Regions from separate parts of the Homo sapiens genome. Here region 1 is linked to region 2. A link is an interaction called in ENCODE POLR2A ChIA-PET data of the cell type or tissue named here. Cell type or tissue: Panc1. All regions are shown on one strand. Links, peaks and the distances in the headings refer to the core of each region. The heading gives the core; the rest is flanking DNA. Region 1 has its middle 37 kb from the start of FAM220A. Region 2 holds the start of ANKRD61 (ankyrin repeat domain 61).

The links. Peaks named below come from ENCODE experiments on the same cell type or tissue, not always from the same donor. Only the 100,000 strongest peaks of a DNase experiment are listed, where the experiment ranks them.
Region 1: POLR2A ChIA-PET joins it to region 2 with 16 read pairs; 3 of 35 experiments call an interaction of 5 or more read pairs at or near these places.

Annotation. Positions count from the first base shown.
Region 1 is chr7:6,307,711-6,316,043 of GRCh38, forward strand. No RefSeq gene overlaps it. Among named protein-coding and RNA genes, the nearest start is that of FAM220A, 37 kb to the right of the region's middle. In Panc1, for the core only: no CTCF peak of the experiment used is centred there; no DNase peak of the experiment used is centred there; H3K27ac peaks cover 549 bases.
Region 2 is chr7:6,024,996-6,033,328 of GRCh38, forward strand. EIF2AK1 (eukaryotic translation initiation factor 2 alpha kinase 1) reads right to left here. Exons shown (of 15, transcript NM_014413.4): 12 at 3,923-4,037; 13 at 3,620-3,702; 14 at 1,733-1,966. ANKRD61 (ankyrin repeat domain 61) reads left to right here and starts at 6,381. Exons shown (of 3, transcript NM_001271700.2): 1 at 6,381-6,596; 2 at 7,844-7,941. The coding sequence starts at 6,381. RefSeq lists enhancers at 1,309-1,809, 1,672-1,721. In Panc1, for the core only: no CTCF peak of the experiment used is centred there; no DNase peak of the experiment used is centred there.

The DNA of each region.
Region 1 (8,333 bases), core at 183-8,182, 280 kb after region 2:
GGGAAGGTTGAGGCTGCAGTGAGCTGTGTGATCACACCACTGCACTCCAGCCTGGGTACAGAGCAAGACCCCGTCTTTAAAAAAAAAAAAAAAAAGGCAGGGAGGAAGTGGGCCATATGGGCTTCTGGGGAAAAATAGCCCAAAGAAGGTGCTGCAGGGCAAAGCTCTCAGCCCGCAGCTCTCGACTGGGCTTCCAGAAACGCCCAGAGGCTGGTGTGGCCGCAGTCAGAAGGGAGGCAGGAGAGGTCAGAGAACAGGGCATGGAGGAAGCAGGGGCCAGGAGGCATTGTTAGGACTTTGATTTTCAGTCTGAGTCAGAAGGGCAGCCAGGAGCTTTTGTGCAGAACATCAGATCAATTTCAAGAAAGTAGCAGACACAGAGTTCTGTTTTCAGGATTTAAGGTAGCTTGAAACCTGAAGTTGCTTTTCCCTGCTGTTTAATTTACACCAGCAACAGGAGACTCCTAGAATGAAACTAGGGGTTAGGAAGTTACAGGCCATGAAGAAAACTTTAGGAAGTTACAGGCCGTTAAGGAAACACCAGGCGGTGGCTCAGGCCTGTAATCCCAGCACTTTGGGAGGGCAAGGCAGGTGGATCACTTGAGGTCAGGAGTTCAAGACCAGCCTGGGTGACAGAGTGAGACTTTGTCTCAAAAAAAAAAAAAAAAAAAAAGAGAACTTTATGAAAACGTAATAAGTCATTAGTCCACATTGCTAATTTCTCAGTTAAAAGCATGAGCTCTGTTAAACTTGGAAGTTGTCTTGGCTGCTGCTGCTTTTTATTTAATTTTTTTTAAAATAGGGATGGGGTCTTGCTATGTTGCCAGGGCTAGTCTCAAACTCCTGGGCTCAAGCGATCCTCCTGCCTCAGCCTCCCAAAATGCTGGGATTACAGGTTAGAGCCTCTGGGAACCCATACAATAGAATATTAATCAACCTTTAAAAGGAAACTGGGCAAACTGCTCACTGGAATAAAATCTCTTTTCTCCAAATTCCTTTTCAGGAAACTTTTGTTCACATATGCCAGTCACAGAAAAGACAAATACTGTGTGATTCCATTTGTATGAGGTCCCTAGAGTAGTCAAATTCATAGAAACAGAAAGTAGAATGGTGGTTACCAGGAGTCAAGAGGAGAAAGAATGGTGAATTGTTTTTGTTTTTGTATTTTGAGATCGAGTCTCACTCTGTCACCCAGGCTGGAGTGCAGTGGCCCGATCTTGGCTCACTGCAACCTCTGCCTCCTGGGTTCAAGTGGTTCTCCTGCCTCAGCCTCCCGAGTAGCTGGGATTACAGGCACGCACCACCATGCCCGGTGAATTTTTTTGTATTTTAGGTAGAGACGGGGTTTCACCATGTTGGCCAGGCTGGTCTGGAACTCCTGATCTCAGGTAATCTGCCCGCCTTGGCCTCCCAAAGTGCTGGGATTGCAGGCGTGAGCCACCGCGCCTGGCCTGAATCGTTTAATGGATAGAGAGTTCCATTTTGCAACTTATTCAAAATTCTGGAGATTGGTTGCACCACAATGTGAATATACTTAACTCCACCGAACTGTACGCATAAAAATGTTTAAGACAATAAATTTCATGTTATGTATTTTTGCTTACAATTAAAAGAAAATATATGGGAGCAGATATAAATTTCCTCAGGATTTAGAAAATCTATTTCATCAACATTTTTAAAACCTTTCTTCCATTTTAACATACATATATTTTATGATGTTCTTTGGAATTTTATTGAATTATTTTCAATATATCTTTCAATTTGTTATGTCAAAAATAAAGTTCCGACCAGGCGCGGGGTGGCTCACGCCTGTAATCCCAGCACTTTGGGAGGCTGAGGTGGGTGGATCACCTGAGGTCAGGAGTTCAAGATTAGCCTGACCAACATGGTGAAATCGCATCTCTACTAAAAATACAAAAAAGTAGCCAGGCGTGGTGGGAGGCACCTGTAATCCCAGCTACTCGGGAGGCTGAGGCAGGAGAATTGCTAGAACCCGGGAGGTGGAGGTTGCAGTGAGCCGAGATCACATCATTGCACTCCAGCCTGGGCGACAGAGCTAGACTCTGCCTCAAAAATTAATCAATTAAGTAATTAATTAAAGTTCTATCGTGTGATCTGATAAATTTATTTTATTTTATTTAAGACAGAGTCTCTCTCTGTTGCCCAGGCTGGAGTGCAGTGGTGCGATCTCGGCTCATTGCAACCTCTGCCTCCCAGGGTCAAGCCATTCTCCTGCCTCAGCCACCCGAGTAGCTGGGACTACAGGTGTGTGCACCACGCCCAGCCATTTTTTTGTGTTTTTAGTAGAGAGAGAGTTGTTGGCCATGTTGGCCAGGCTGATTTTGAACCCCTGACCTCAAGTGATCCCCCCGCCTCGGTCTCCCAAAGTGCTGGGATTACAGGCGTGAGCCACCGTGCCTGGCCCAATCTGATAAATTTATTAGATAATTCAAGACATCTGTGTACGCCACTGTTTCACAAAGTGTAGTCCATAAACTGGGGTGCCTGAATAGATGCTGGGACCCTAGGAGAATCTGCATCTTTGCAGATTGGGGGATTACACTTGGCCATCTGTACTTCTGTTAAGTTTTTCCAGTGATTTTTATCACCAGTCAAGCTTGAGAGCTACTGATACAGTTTATACAACCGAAGTTAGGGAACGCTCCAAATAAAACAAACATTTTGCATGGTTTGGAATAAAAACACTAGGGAGTCGACGAAAGTGACAATGACCTTATGTAATTTTCTGTTGTTAAAAGAGCACAAAGTCTTCCAAATGTCAAATACAAAATGAATCCTATGAGGATAACAGTCCCCAAGGGGTGATAATTTACAAACGCTAGATCTAGGAACTTCAGTGAACTTAATTTTCATTCGTCTAATTTCATGTGTAACAACTGCTCTGGACATAAAGAAGAAAATGTTGTAAGTTGTCAGGGCATTTCAGTTATCACATCTGCCATTATTCCATCAGTTCCAAGGGCCAATTGGGCTCATTAGTCTGCCAGAAATATCCCATGTCCATGTACAGAGGAATGGTTAAACATTATAGTATGTCTATTCAATGGAATATTACTCAGCCATAAAAAGGGATGAAGCACTGATTCATGCTACAACACTGATGAGCCTCAAACACGTTATGCTAAGTGAAAGAAGCCAGACACAAAAGGCTCACATATTGTATGATTTTATTTATATGAAATATTCAAGGCCAGGCGCGGTGGCTCAAGCCTGTAATCCTAGCACTTTGGGAGGCCGAGGTGGGTGGATCATGAGGTCAGGAGATCGAGACCATCCTGGCTAACACGGTGAAACCCCATCTCTACTAAAAATACAAAAAATTAGCCAGGCGTGGTGGCGGGCACCTGTAGTCCCAGCTACTCGGAAGGCTGAGGCAGGAGAATGGCATGAACCCAGGAGGCGGAGCTTGCAGTCAGCCAAGATTGCGCCACTGCACTCCAGCCTGGGCAACAAAGCGAGACTCCGTCTCAAAAAAAAAAAAAAAAATTCAAAATAAGAAAAGCCATAGAAGCTAGATGCAGTGGCACACACCTGTAGTCCCAGCACTTTGAGAGGCAGGAGGATCTCTTGAGTCTAGGAGGTTGAGGCTGCAGTGAGCTGTGACTGCACCACTTCAGTCCAGCCTGGGGAGCAGTGAGACCTCATCTCAAAAGAAAATAAAAGAAATCCGGCCAGGTGCAGTGGCTCACGCCTGTAATCCCAGCACTTTGGGAGGCTAAGGCAGGCAGATCATGAGATCAGGAGATCGAGACCATCCTGGCTAACACAGTGAAACCCCATCTCTACTAAAAATACAAAAAAATTAGCCGGGCATGTTGGCAGGCACCTGTAGTCCCAGCTACTTGTAGTCCCAGCTACTCGGGAGGCTGAGGCAGGAGAATGGCGTGAACCCGGGAGGCGGAGCTTGCAGTGAGCAGAGATCGCACCACTGCACCCCAGCCTGGGCGACACAGCCAGACTCCGTCTCAAAAAAAAAAAAAAAAAAAAAAAGAAAAGAAATCCATATTCCCTGGCAAGCAGACTCAGAAAAAAAATAAAAATAAAAAGGAAAGAAATCCATAGAAAAATAATATAGATTGGTGGTTGCCAGTTAGGGGTGGGTGAAATGGGGAGCAATTGCTTAATGGGTACAGGTTTCTTTTTGGGGTGATGTTTTGGAACTAGATAGAGGTAGTATTTGCACAAAGTATATTAAATGCCACTGGAATTGTTTACTTTAAAATGGTAAATGTGGCCAGATGTGGTGGCTCACGCCTGCAATCTCAACACTTTGGGGGACTGAGGTTGAAGGATTGCTTGAGCTCAAGAGTTCAAGTCCAGACTGGGCAACAGAGCAAGACCCTGTCTCTCCAAAAAAAAACAAAAAAATAGTAATTACCTGGGCATAATGGCATGAAACTATAGTCCCAGGTACTTGGGAGGCTGAGGCAGAAGGATTGCCTGAGCGCAGTTCAAGTTGCAGTGAGCTATGATCGTACCACTGCACTCCAGTCTGGGTGACAAAGCAAGACCCTGTCTCAAAACAAAACAACACAAAAAAACAAAAAAACACAGGCTGGGTGCAGTGGCTCATGTCTGTAATCCCAGCACTTTGGGAGAATGAGGCAGGAGGATCACTTGAACCCAGGAGGCGAAGGTTTCAGTGAGCCGAGACCTCACCATTTCATTCTAGCCTAGGCAACAGGAGTAAAACCCTGTCTCAAAAAAAAAAAGGCACACAAGCATGTGAGATTAGCAACCACGAGGCTGAAAATTAACTTTGTTTTGTTGTTTTGGGTTTTTTTGTTGTTGTTGTTTTGTTTTTTTGGAATGGAGCCTCGCTCTGTTGCCCAGGCTGGAGTGCAGTGGTGCCATCTCGGCTCACTGCAAGCTCCACCTCCCGGGTTCATGCCCATTCTCCTGCCTCAGCCTCCTGTGGTGGTTTTTTTTTTTTTTTTTTTGGAAGAGATGGGGAGCAGTGGTCTCTGCATGTTGCCCAGGCTGGTCTCGAACTCCTGGCCTCAAGCAATCCTCCTGTCTTGGTCTCCCAAAGTGCTGGGTTCCAGGTCTGAGCCACAGTGCCCAGCAAAAATCAGTATTTAATGTTAATTTTTACCAGGCTGCTAGCTAGAAAAAAAAAGTACTAACCATGGTGCTGAGGGCCCCAGATCACCATAAATGGGCCTACAGAAGATCACTGCATTTTTCCTTTTTTTTGAGACGGAGTCTTGCTCTGTCGCCCAGGCTGGAGTGCAGTGGTGCGATCTCAACTCACTGCAAGCTCCGCCTCCCAGGTTCACGTCATTCTCCTGCCTCAGCCTTCCGAGTAGCTGGGACTACAGGCGCCCGCCACCACACCTGGCTAATTTTTTTTGTATTTTTAGTAGAGACAGGGTTTCACTGTGTTAGCCAGGATGGTCTCAATCTCCTGACCTTGTGATCCACCCGCCTCGGCCTCCCAAAGTGCTGGGATTACAGGCATGAGACACCGCACTGGGCCAATTCTCCTGCCTCAGTCTCCTGGGTAGCTGAGATTACAGGCACATGCCACCACACCCCGACTAATTTTTGTATTTTTAGTAGAGACAGGGTTTTGCCATATTGGCCAGGCTGGTCTTGAACTCCCGACCTCAAGTGATCGTCTCACCTCAGCCTCCCAAAGTGCTAGGATTACAGGTGTGAGCCACCGCACCTGGCCAGATCACTGCATTTATTTGGACAGTAACTTTTAGGCCTGCTATGAGACCTGACAACTACTTAAAATGCCACTTGAGTTATTTTATTTATTTTTAAATTTGTTTATTTATTTATTTATTTATATTTTTGTATTTGTTTTTGAGACAGAGTTTCACTCTGCCACGCAGGCTGGAGTGCAGTGGCGTGATCGCGGCTCACTGCAGCCTTGACTTTCTGGGTTCAAGCCATCCTCCTGCCCCAGCCTCCCAAAGTGCTGGGATCACAGGTGTGAGCCACTGCGCCAGGCCAACGCTATTTTACAAAGAAAGCAGATGAAGGTCAGAAAGGTTAAGTCCCTTGCCAGGGTCATAAGCAAGAAGTGGTGGAGGTGGGATTCAAACCCTGGTCTAGGTCTAAATGATTCCCAAGACCTCCTCCTGAAGCATCACATTGGCTAATGGGGTCTGCGTGTGTAAATAGTTTTCACTGCGGTAAAACACACATAACATAATATTTACCATCTTAACCCCCTTTTCTTTTCTTTCCGTTTTTTTTTTGTTTTTTTTTTTTTTTGGTTTTTTTTTTTTTTTTTTTTTGAGATGGAATTTCACTATGCCGCCCAGGCTGGAGTGCAGTGGTGCGATCTCGGCTCACTACAACCTCCGCCTCCAGGGTTCAAGAGATTCTCCCACCTTAGCCTCCCTAGCAGCTAGGATTACAGGCACGCGCCAACACGCCCAACTAGTTTTCTGTATGTTTAGTACAGATGGGGTTTCACCATGTTGGCCAGGCTGGTCTTGAACTCCTGGCCTCAAGTGATCCGCCCACCTAGGCTTCCCAAAGTGCTGGGATCACAGGCACAAGCCACTGCGCCCGTCCCATCTTAACCCTTTTTAAGTGCACAGTTCAGTGGCATTAAGCACAATGACATTGTTGTGCAGCCACCATCGTCCCCATCCATCTCCAGGACATTTTCATCTTCTCAAACAGAAACTGTGTCCCCGCTAAACACTCGCTCCCCTCTCCCCCTTCTCCTAGCCCCTGGCAGCCATCGTTCTACTTACTGTCTCTCCGGAGCTGTCTCTTCTAGGAACCTCATGTAAGTGGAATCCTACAATATTTGTCCTTTTATGCCTGGCTTATTTCACTGTGCATGTTTGGAAGGGTGGGTTTGTTTTCTAAGTAAAAAAGCAGCTTCATGCGCTTCCCAAAAGGAAATACTCTGTTTGCTTTGAAGACAAAGCCTATAGCAGGGCGTGGTGGCGGGCGCCTGTAGTCCCAGCTACTCGGGAGGCTGAGGCAGGAGAATGGCGTGAACCTGAGAGGCGGAGCTTGCAGTGAGCCGAGACCGCGCCACTGCACTCCAGCCTGGGCGACAGAGCGAGACTCCGTCTCAAAAAAAAAAAAAAAAAGACAAAGCCTAACTCTGGACCTATGGCCGCTGGGGTTGAGGGAGGTTGACACTGCCCCGCTAAAACAGTGGGGACAGCCCTGTGGCCAGATTATTCCCAAAGACACAGAACTGGATCAGACCCACTGAGCGACCAGCAGATGTACAGAGCTGACTCAAAAAGTTAGAGGACTATTTTTTTTTCTTTTTTGAGACGTAGTCTCTCTCCGTCACCAGGCTGGAGGGCAATGGTGCGATCTCAGCTCACTGCAACCTCCGCCTCCGGGGTTCAAGTGATTCTCCTGCCTCAGCCTCCCAAGTAGCTGGGACTACAGGCGCCCGCCACCACACCCGGCTAATTTATGTATTTTAGTAGAGATGGGGTTTCACCATGTTGGCCGGGCTGGTCTCGAACTCCTGACCTCGTGATTTGTCAGCCTCGGCCTCCCAAAGTGCTGGGATTACAGGTGTGAGCCACTGTGCCTGGCCGACTATTTCTTTTTTTTTCCGAGATGGAGTCTCGCTCTGTCACCCAGGTTGGAGTGCAGTGGCACAATCTTGGCTCACTGCAAGCTCTGCCTCCCAGGTTCATGTCATTCTCCCACCTCAGCCTCGCTAGTAGCTGGTACTACAGGCGCCCACCACCACGCCTGGCTAATTTTTTTTTTTTTTGTATCGTTAGTAGAGACGGGGTTTCACCGTGTTAGCCAGGATGGTCTCGATCTCCTGACCTCGTGATATGCCCGCCTCAGCCTCCCAAAGTGCTGGGATTACAGGTGTCAGCCACCGCGCCCGGCCTTGGCCGACTATTTCTTAATGTAACTTAAATTTTGGGCAACACAGTTTTGGCTCAGATATATACTATTTATCATCAATGAATGTAAGTTTTCCAGTTAAAAAAGACAAATTTTGGTTCCGTTAAGGAATTCACTGTTCATAGACATCCATAGAAATCTTCTCTTTTTCTTCCTTTCTTCTCTCACCCTGAGAGGTTCCCTGAACAGAAGCATATCTCCTGTATTTACCAGATTTGAGCTGTTTAACAAGCGGTTACTTTTGCTAATCTTTTGGATTAGTCTTTAGGACTGCCAGAGAAACACGGCCTTAAAAAGGAAATGTTTCTGCCTTAGAACTTCTACTGAGTTGAAAATAGTCATGATCGGTTAAAAAAAATAATGCTGCATAAGCACCGAAACGATTTGTCTCAAAACTGTTCCGGAGGGCTAAAAATAACTTCCAAACAGATAACAAAACCTGGGCAAGGCCC
Region 2 (8,333 bases), core at 130-8,129:
GCCCAGCTAGTTTCTGTATTTTTAGTAGAGATGAGGTTTCGCCATGTTGGCCAGGCCGGTCTCAAACTCCTTACCTCAAGTGACCCACCCGCCTCGACCTCCCAAAGTGCTGGAATTACAGGTGTGAGCCACCACACCCAGCCAAGGTTTCATTTTATACAAAAAACTTTTGCAAGATAGTAGAAATCCTTACCATAAATACTAAATAACTATGGTCTCTAATAGCTATCTTAACTGAGCATCAGAAAATCCCCTTCATATATGAAGATAAATGTTTATACTTGGTTTCAAGAACCACATCTGTGGCTGGGCATGGTAGCTCACACCGGCTAATTTTTGTATTTTTAGTAGAGATGGGGTTTTACCATGTTGGTCAGGCTGGTCTTGAACTCCTGACCTCATGATCCGCCTGCCTCAGCCTCCCAAAGTGCTGGGATTACAGGCGTGAGCCACCACGCCCAATGCTTGTAACTCTTAGAGTAGACAGGCGGTGGGGAGTCAACCTGCTTACGTGGACAATGAATATAAGCATGCTACTGGTATTCAACCTAGTGCTTGATACAGTCAGGGAACTCTGAGAATGGGTTTAAATATTTTGTTTGCACAAATATGAGTCTAAGCTCGACTATTCACTGAAACAGGGTTCACTATTTATATTGAGACGGAGTCTCGCTCTTTCGCCGAGGCTGGAGTACAGTGGTGTGATCTCAGCTCACTGCAACCTCCGCCTCCCAGTTCAAGTGACTGTCCTGCCTCAGCCTCCCAAGGAGGTGGGATTACAGGTGTGCACCACCACGCCCGGCTAATTTTTGTACTTTTAGTAGATGGGGTTTCACCATGTTGGCCGGGCTGGTCTTGAACTCCTAACATCAGGCAATCCTCCCACCTCTGCCTCCCAAAATCCCATGCCTGGGATTACAGGCATGAGCCACCCCGCCTGGCCAGGATTCACAATTTGAACAAATTCTATTTTAAGCTTCATATTTTCCTCAGCATTTAAAAAAAAAACATGTACAGAGACCATGTCCAGGGCAGCAGCTGCAGCCGGACCCCCACGCCAGGCCACCCCTGCCTCTCCCCGGTGGTCCAATGACTGTGTACTGCGCAGGGAATGCAGCAACCCCATCGGGCACACTCTTCAGCACTACCCGGGGAGGTACCAGGATCATGTACAACTGGAAATTCCCAATAGAGTGCTGAACTCACCAGTGACCAAAACACCCTCGAGGGACCCGCCCACCACTTCCGGGGTCACCAGCCCTGCCAGTGATGAGCCCCCGGCAGACATACAGACAGCCCAGAACAGCAGGCAGGTGGTGAAGGGTCAGAGTTTGACCTGGACATCTAAAGGCCTAGCCATGAGAAGGTGCAAACCCTGCGGGCCCCTCCGGCCTTTCCGGGAAGGAGTCTCACCCACCAGGCCCCAGGAAGTTTCCTACCGGCCTTCGCTGTGGGGTTGGCCCCCAGCCCTCCGCTCCTCTTTGTGAACACCAGCAGATACCTCCTGTGCCTGCTGAGGCCACAGCTGCTACCCCAAGGGGAGTGAGTCCTGCCAGCACACCCTGCAGCTGAGTGCCAGGAAGTGGACGAGAACAAACAGGCCCCGCCTCCAGAACCATCATCTGGCTCTTCCAGCCCCAGCCTCCGGGGGCACCACCCAACCGCTTCCTTCCCCAAGAGAGGCAATAAAAACCACCTTCACTCCAGGACCAAGAGAAAGAAAAGCACATACATTTCCAGAATTTTGGAAAAGTTCACTCTGCAGCAGCTGAATGGCAGATGGTCTCTGCGATGAGTTCCTTCTCGTTAAGTGCTGGATATACTTGGCTTGCACTGGACACCTTTTACGGAGGGATTCCGGCAACTGACCAGTTCTTAAACCTGTTAGAACTTCTGCTCGCTCCATTTCTGTTCCAAACGGCTGAAAGAGCTCTAGCAGGACCACACCCAAGCTGTACATATCTGACTGGAAAAAGAAAAAAAGGGGAACTCAGTAGTGAAATACAAAGTTAGAAGAACGTTTCCATTTCCGTGTTCCACCCTCCAAACAGGAGAGGGTTTCTAAGAATGAGGATATACGGTCACCCACAAGGAAGGGAACAGAGCAGGATAGCTCATCAGTGACAGGGACTTTCACAACCTCAAAAAGGGGCATCCGTGGGCACGCAGAATGGATGGTCAGGTGGAGGGCAGGGATAATCCCCACCCACAGCAGTCACGACCATACAACTGTCTTCAGCACCCCTTAACAATCCAGGCCTGACCCAGGCAATGATGTGAGCTCACGCCTGCTAGTGTCAGCTGCGGGGGAGCCACAGAAGGTCGCGGGTTCTCCTCCGGTCTCACCTCTGCCTCCACTCATTCTTACCAAGTGTCCTTGGTGACATTTAACAAACTGCATAAAATCTGTGATACTACTCCTAAAAACAGATTTTTTAGGAAGGTCTTCACTAAACAAGATTTTAGGGGCAGCCATCATTTTTTCTGACAGCTCTTTCCTAATCACTAAAAAGCTCAATGCGCCATCAAAAGGAAGAAAATTTTACTAGCCTGTTGTTTTGAAAAATGGATTTTAGCATTTCTTCCAGGAACAAGGGAGATTCAAACTTTACAGCATGTTCGTTCTATTTCAAGGGGAGTCAAGGGGCAGGCTTCCCCTTGGTGTTTATTTACCAAAGCTTGAAAAAAACCAATGAGAAGAAAGGCTGAAAACAGGCTTCCATGAATTCTAGCTTCCTGAGGTGAACAGTGATGTTTTAAAGGGAAAGCTCATTTCAAAATCGATTTAGGCCAGGCGCAGAGGTTCATGCCTTAATCCCAGCACTTTGGGAGGCCAAGGGAGGAGAATCATTTGAGGCCAGGAGTTTGAGACCAACCTGGACAAAGCAAGACCCATCTCTACAAATAATTTTTTTTATTAGCTGGGTGTGGTAGCACAACTCTTGAAGTCACAGTTACATGGGAGGCTGAGGTGGGAGGATCACTTGAGCCCAGGAGTTGGAGGCTGCCATGAGCTATGATGACACCACTGCAATCCAACCTGGGCAACAGAGCAAGACCCTGTCTCAAAAACAACAAATGAACAAACAAAAAAATTGTGACATCTGTGGATTTTGAAATGGTAAAGTAGGCAACACAGAGTCTACTGAAAAGTGAGGTTTCTTCTTAGGACAGTTTGATCCAGTTAATTATCTACAGTACTCAGTTATCTCCAAAAACATCTCTATGACAGAGCTTCTGCATTTCATTGTACTGTTTGTTTTTTTTTTTTTTGAGATGGAGTTTTGCTCTTGTCATCCAGGATGGAGTGCAATGGTGCAACCTCGGCTCACTGCAACCTCTGCCTCCCAGATTCAAATGATTCTCATGCCTCAGCCTCCAGAGTAGCTGGGACTACAGGCATGTGCCATCGCACCCAGATAATTTTTGTATTTTTAGTAGAGACCAGGTTTCACCATGTTGACCAGGCTGGTCTTGAACTCCTGACCTCCGGTGATCCACCCACCTCGGCCTCCCAAAGTGCTGGGATTACAGGCGTGAGCCACTGCACCCAACCCTGTATTGTTATTTAAGACTGCAGAATAAGTTGAATGAAAGGGCAGAAAGCAACAAATACTACCTTGGCATCATACTCAGATCCTTCCAACTGTTCGGGTGAAGCGTACAGACAAGTACCCACTCTGGACGTATGTGTTGGTGTTCCTATCATTTCAAAAGCCACATATTAAACATTGCAGTTAGCGCTGTCAACATTAAAGAACATTTACTATGAGGAAGCAGTGTAGCTCCTAAGAGAACAACAGTTGCTTTGTATCTTTATCTTACCTTTGCTATTAAATCTTTATGATTCTCTTTAAATACTAACATGTGCAACCATGTCTTTTGCTTATGCAAAGAAAACAAAACAAAACCAAAAACTTACTCTTCCCGTTTCTGTTGGTCCAGTCTGTGTTCTTCTGTAGGATGTCTGTGCAGGCCAGACCAAAGTCTCCTATTTTTACTTGCTGATCAGGGCCATGAAGAAAAATATTTCTTGGCTATCAACAAACAAAACAAGTCAACTCCTTGGCTTTCTTAAAACAAATAGTAATATCTTGTAAATGTTTTTAAGTGTTTGGAACTCAGGAGCAAGCAGCCCCTCAAAAGTTAAATATTTGAGGAATAGTTCCCAAATTTGCCTACACATCAGAATCATCCAGGAGTTTTAAAAATCTCAACATCTGGCCGGGTGCAGTGGCTCATGCCTGTAATCCCAGCACTTTGGGAGACTGAGGCAGGCGGATCACCTGAGGTCAGGAGTTCAAGACAAGCATGGCCAACATGGTGAAAAACCGTCTCTAAAAAATACAAAATTAGGTGTGGTGGCACGTGCCTGTAATCCCTGCTACTAGGGAGACTGAGGCAGAAGAATGGCTTGAACCCAGGAGTCAGAGGCTGCAGTGAACCAAGATTGTGGCATTGCACTCCAGCCTGGGCAACAAGAGCAAAACCCTGTCTCAAAAAAAAAAAAACCTCAACATTCAACCATTCCCCAGGCCAGCTGCATCAGAACTCCTGCGGGTGAACGCAAGCATCAGTATTATTAAAAGTCCCAAGGCTATTCTAAATTTGGAGAATATTAATGTAGAGCATGCTTTGTACACAAGTGCTTCCCAACCCTTACTGCACATCATTACCCAAGAAGCTCTTAGAAATGACTGTCCTCGGCCGGGCACGGTGGCTCACACCTGTAATCTCAGCACTTTAGGAGGCTGAGGCGGGCAAATCGCCTGAGGTCAGGAGTTCAAGACCAGGCTGGCCAACATGGTGAAACCCCATCTCTACTAAAAATACAAAAATTAGCCAGGTGTGGTGGTGCATGCCTGTAATCCCAGCTACTCGGGAGGCTGAGGCAGAATTGCTTGAACCTGGGAGGCAGAGGTTGCAGTGAGACGAGATCGCATCACTGCACTCCAGCCTGGGAAACAGAGTGAGACTCTGTCTCAAAAAAAAGAAAAGAAAAGAAACGACTGTCCTGTCGAGTCCAGAGACGTGATTTTCTATGTGTGAGAAAACATTTTAAATGGCTTTTTCAAGGCATGATAAATCTAAGCACCGGCAGCCAGCCTGCAAATGTAACAAACCACATGGCTCATCCACCTGGAAGATCACAATAAGTGAACAGGATGTAGAGGAGTCAGCCCATAAAAGGGAAGAAAGTTTCATTACTGGGAAATCCAAACTTAAGCGGGAAAGGGACCAGGGTATAACCTTCTAAGGGGATAATGCAACTTAGGCGACGTCCGGGAAGATCGTAACCCTGTAGTCCTTGACCAGTGAGGAACTGAGGTAGGGTCTTGCATGCTAGGAGATAAATCACCTGTTGTAACTGCCCTGGGTGTACCTGCCTACCAGACACGTGACCTTGCAAGAGGGCTATTAAAAGTCTCACTTTCACTGTTCTTTGTGCCTCTAAGTTCACTCTTTGGGTTTGGACGGGTGAGCATGTTTCTCGCACTACGAAAAAACTGATTTTTTTCTTTAAGACAGAGTCTTGCTGTGTCGCCAGGCTGGAGTGCAGTGGTGCCATCTCGGCTCACTGTAACCTCCACCTCTCAGGTTCAAACAATTCTCCTGCCTCAACCTCCTGAGTAGCTGGGACTACAGGCGCACGCCACCACAGCCAGCTACTTTTTGTATTTTTAGTAGCGACAGGGTTTCACCATGTTGGCCAGTATGGTCTTGATCTCTTGACCTCATGTTCTGCCCGCCCTGGCCTCTCAAAGTGCTGGGATTACAGGCATGAGCGACCGCACCCAGCCAACTTTGATATTTTTTAAAAGCTCCCAGATAACTCATATGTATTAGCCAGGGTTGGGAACTAATAGATCACACTAAATGGCTTTATTTAAGCAAAGAGTACAGACCCAAAACATCTCCCAAACTATTCCTATGCCGGAGAAAAACTGAACCCATAATGGGGAGAGGGAAGATTCTATTATAATAAAAACTAAAAAATAACTTAAGGTTAAAAGTTTTCTTACTTTAAAAGTAATAATTTTAACTTTGTATTTTAATGTATAAATTCCTCTGTTTTAGCTTTGATCATTGTTTCAGCTACACTTGAACTGGAGAGAAATCAGAAATAAAGGTGTAAGATGATAGCTTGAATATGTTTTTATGATAGAGTAGAAAACCCTAAAAACTGCTGACATTTGACATTCTATGATCAAGGAACAAAGTCTGGACGCTTGGTTCCAAACTGATGGATTGCCTTCACAGATCCAATTCTCGACAAATTCTAGAACAGTTCTAGAACTGAACTGAAAGAATCATCACAAAGAGACTGAAACTGACCAATTCCATAACAACATTTTCCCCTGAAGTCTTAAGTTTTTCTCATGGGGAATATAACCAGGAAAGGAAGCAGAGACCTGGTGGTTGACAGTGCCAAGTCCCTGGAAGATGGCCCATCTGCAGCACTTCACTCGAAACTCTATGAAGCCATCATGAGAGAAGACTGCACTACGATCGAGGTACTCCTGAGAAATCACCCTGTCAACCAGCCCATCACCATTCTGCCCAACTCCGCCAGCAACAGATTACTTCTGACCCAGGTACCCTCTTTTCTGCTCAGTCACTTCTGGAAAAAAGTCAGGCTGCTTAGAAAGAAGCATGATCTAAAGCTGGTGAACCCACTAAGCTCACGGCCCTTATGAGAATGAGACACGACTCCAGCTCACTCCACACACACTGCAGTGCTCCCCAAAGCCTGCAAAGCCTCCCCTACACATGTCACACACAAACCAACATGAGAAAACACCAGACCCTGTGTGACTGGAAGACCATTCATGTCATCTCTCAAACATACCCACAGTGATGATCTCCATGTGGTCAAATTAGTTTTTCCCTTTTTTGGCCAGACGCAGTAGCTCATGCCTGTAATCCCAGCACTTTGGAAGGCTGAGGTGGGTGGATCACCTGAGGTCAGGAGTTCGAGACCAGCCTGGCCAGCAGGGCAAAACCCCGTCTCTACTAAAAATACAAAAATTAGCCGGGCTTGGTGGCAGGAGCCTGTAATCTCAGCTACTCGGACGGCTGAGGCAGGAGAATTGCTTGAACCCAGGAGGCAGAGGTTGCAGTGAGCCAAGATCGTACCACTGCACTCTCTAGCCTGGATGACAGAGCAAGACTCCATCTCAAACAAACAAACAAAAAATAGTTTTTCCCTTTTTAATATATACATTTTCATTTTCTAAATTTTTATACAATGATTATTACTTTTACAATTAAATTCAAAAAGGAAGTCACCCTCCCTTGTACCCTACTGTCTTATCTTGCAGCCACGGTGTGAAACCACTACTTACACGTGTGTATTTTAAGAGCTGGCACAAACAGCTCTGCTAATCATAGACAGAACATATGCTGCGTTATATTTGAAAACCCTGAAGATTCAGGTTTTACTGCTGATAATACGACTTTGGCAACGACACAGCACCTACTTGTCCATCACCCTGTGGGTTAATTTAAGGAATAAGTGACTTCATAGCAAGTACCCTTAATATCACACCACAGGCTCTTCTGAAGAATCAACTTTCAAAAATTTCCAAAGCTTTTGAGTGTTATTTCTGTTGCCTCAGTAAATGTGCATTTCTGTGAAACACAGATTTTATAGGATGGAATTCACTGAATTTTGATCATTTAAAACAGGTAGTAGAAAGGAAACTTTCAATGCACATACCAGAAAAAGAGTGAGCCAATGAGACACTAAATAAATGTATTGCCTTTGAAACGGCAAGCTAACACAAACAGTATTTTTAACTACACAGGGCCACTTGTAATGTGTTTTGTTTTCCCTCCAAAGCCGACAGAGTCTATCATCCCCATCCATCTGGCTGCCAAGTACCACAAGGCCCAGAGTCTGCTCTGCCTGTTACGGCACGGTGCTGACCCAGAAGTCAGGTAAGTTAACTCCACCGAAAATCATTTCTTTTTTTTTCTTTTTTGTTTTGAGGCAGGGGTCTCGCTCTGTTGCCCAGGCTGGAGTGCAATGGCACAATCTCGCCTCACTGCAACCTCTACTTCCTGGGTTCAAGAGCTTCTCCCACCTCAGCCTCCCGAGTAGCTGGGATTACAGGTGTGCGTCACCATGCCCAGCTAACATTTGTATTTTTAGTAGAGACAGGGTTTCACCATGTTGGCCAGGCTGGTCTTGAACTCCTGGCCTCAAGTGATCCACCTGCCTCGGCCTCCCAAAGTGCTGGGATTAACAGCCCTCAGCCACAGCACCCAGCTTCACTGACAATCATTTCTAAGTGAGGATATACCTGATATAGATTTTTTTTTCAGTTCAT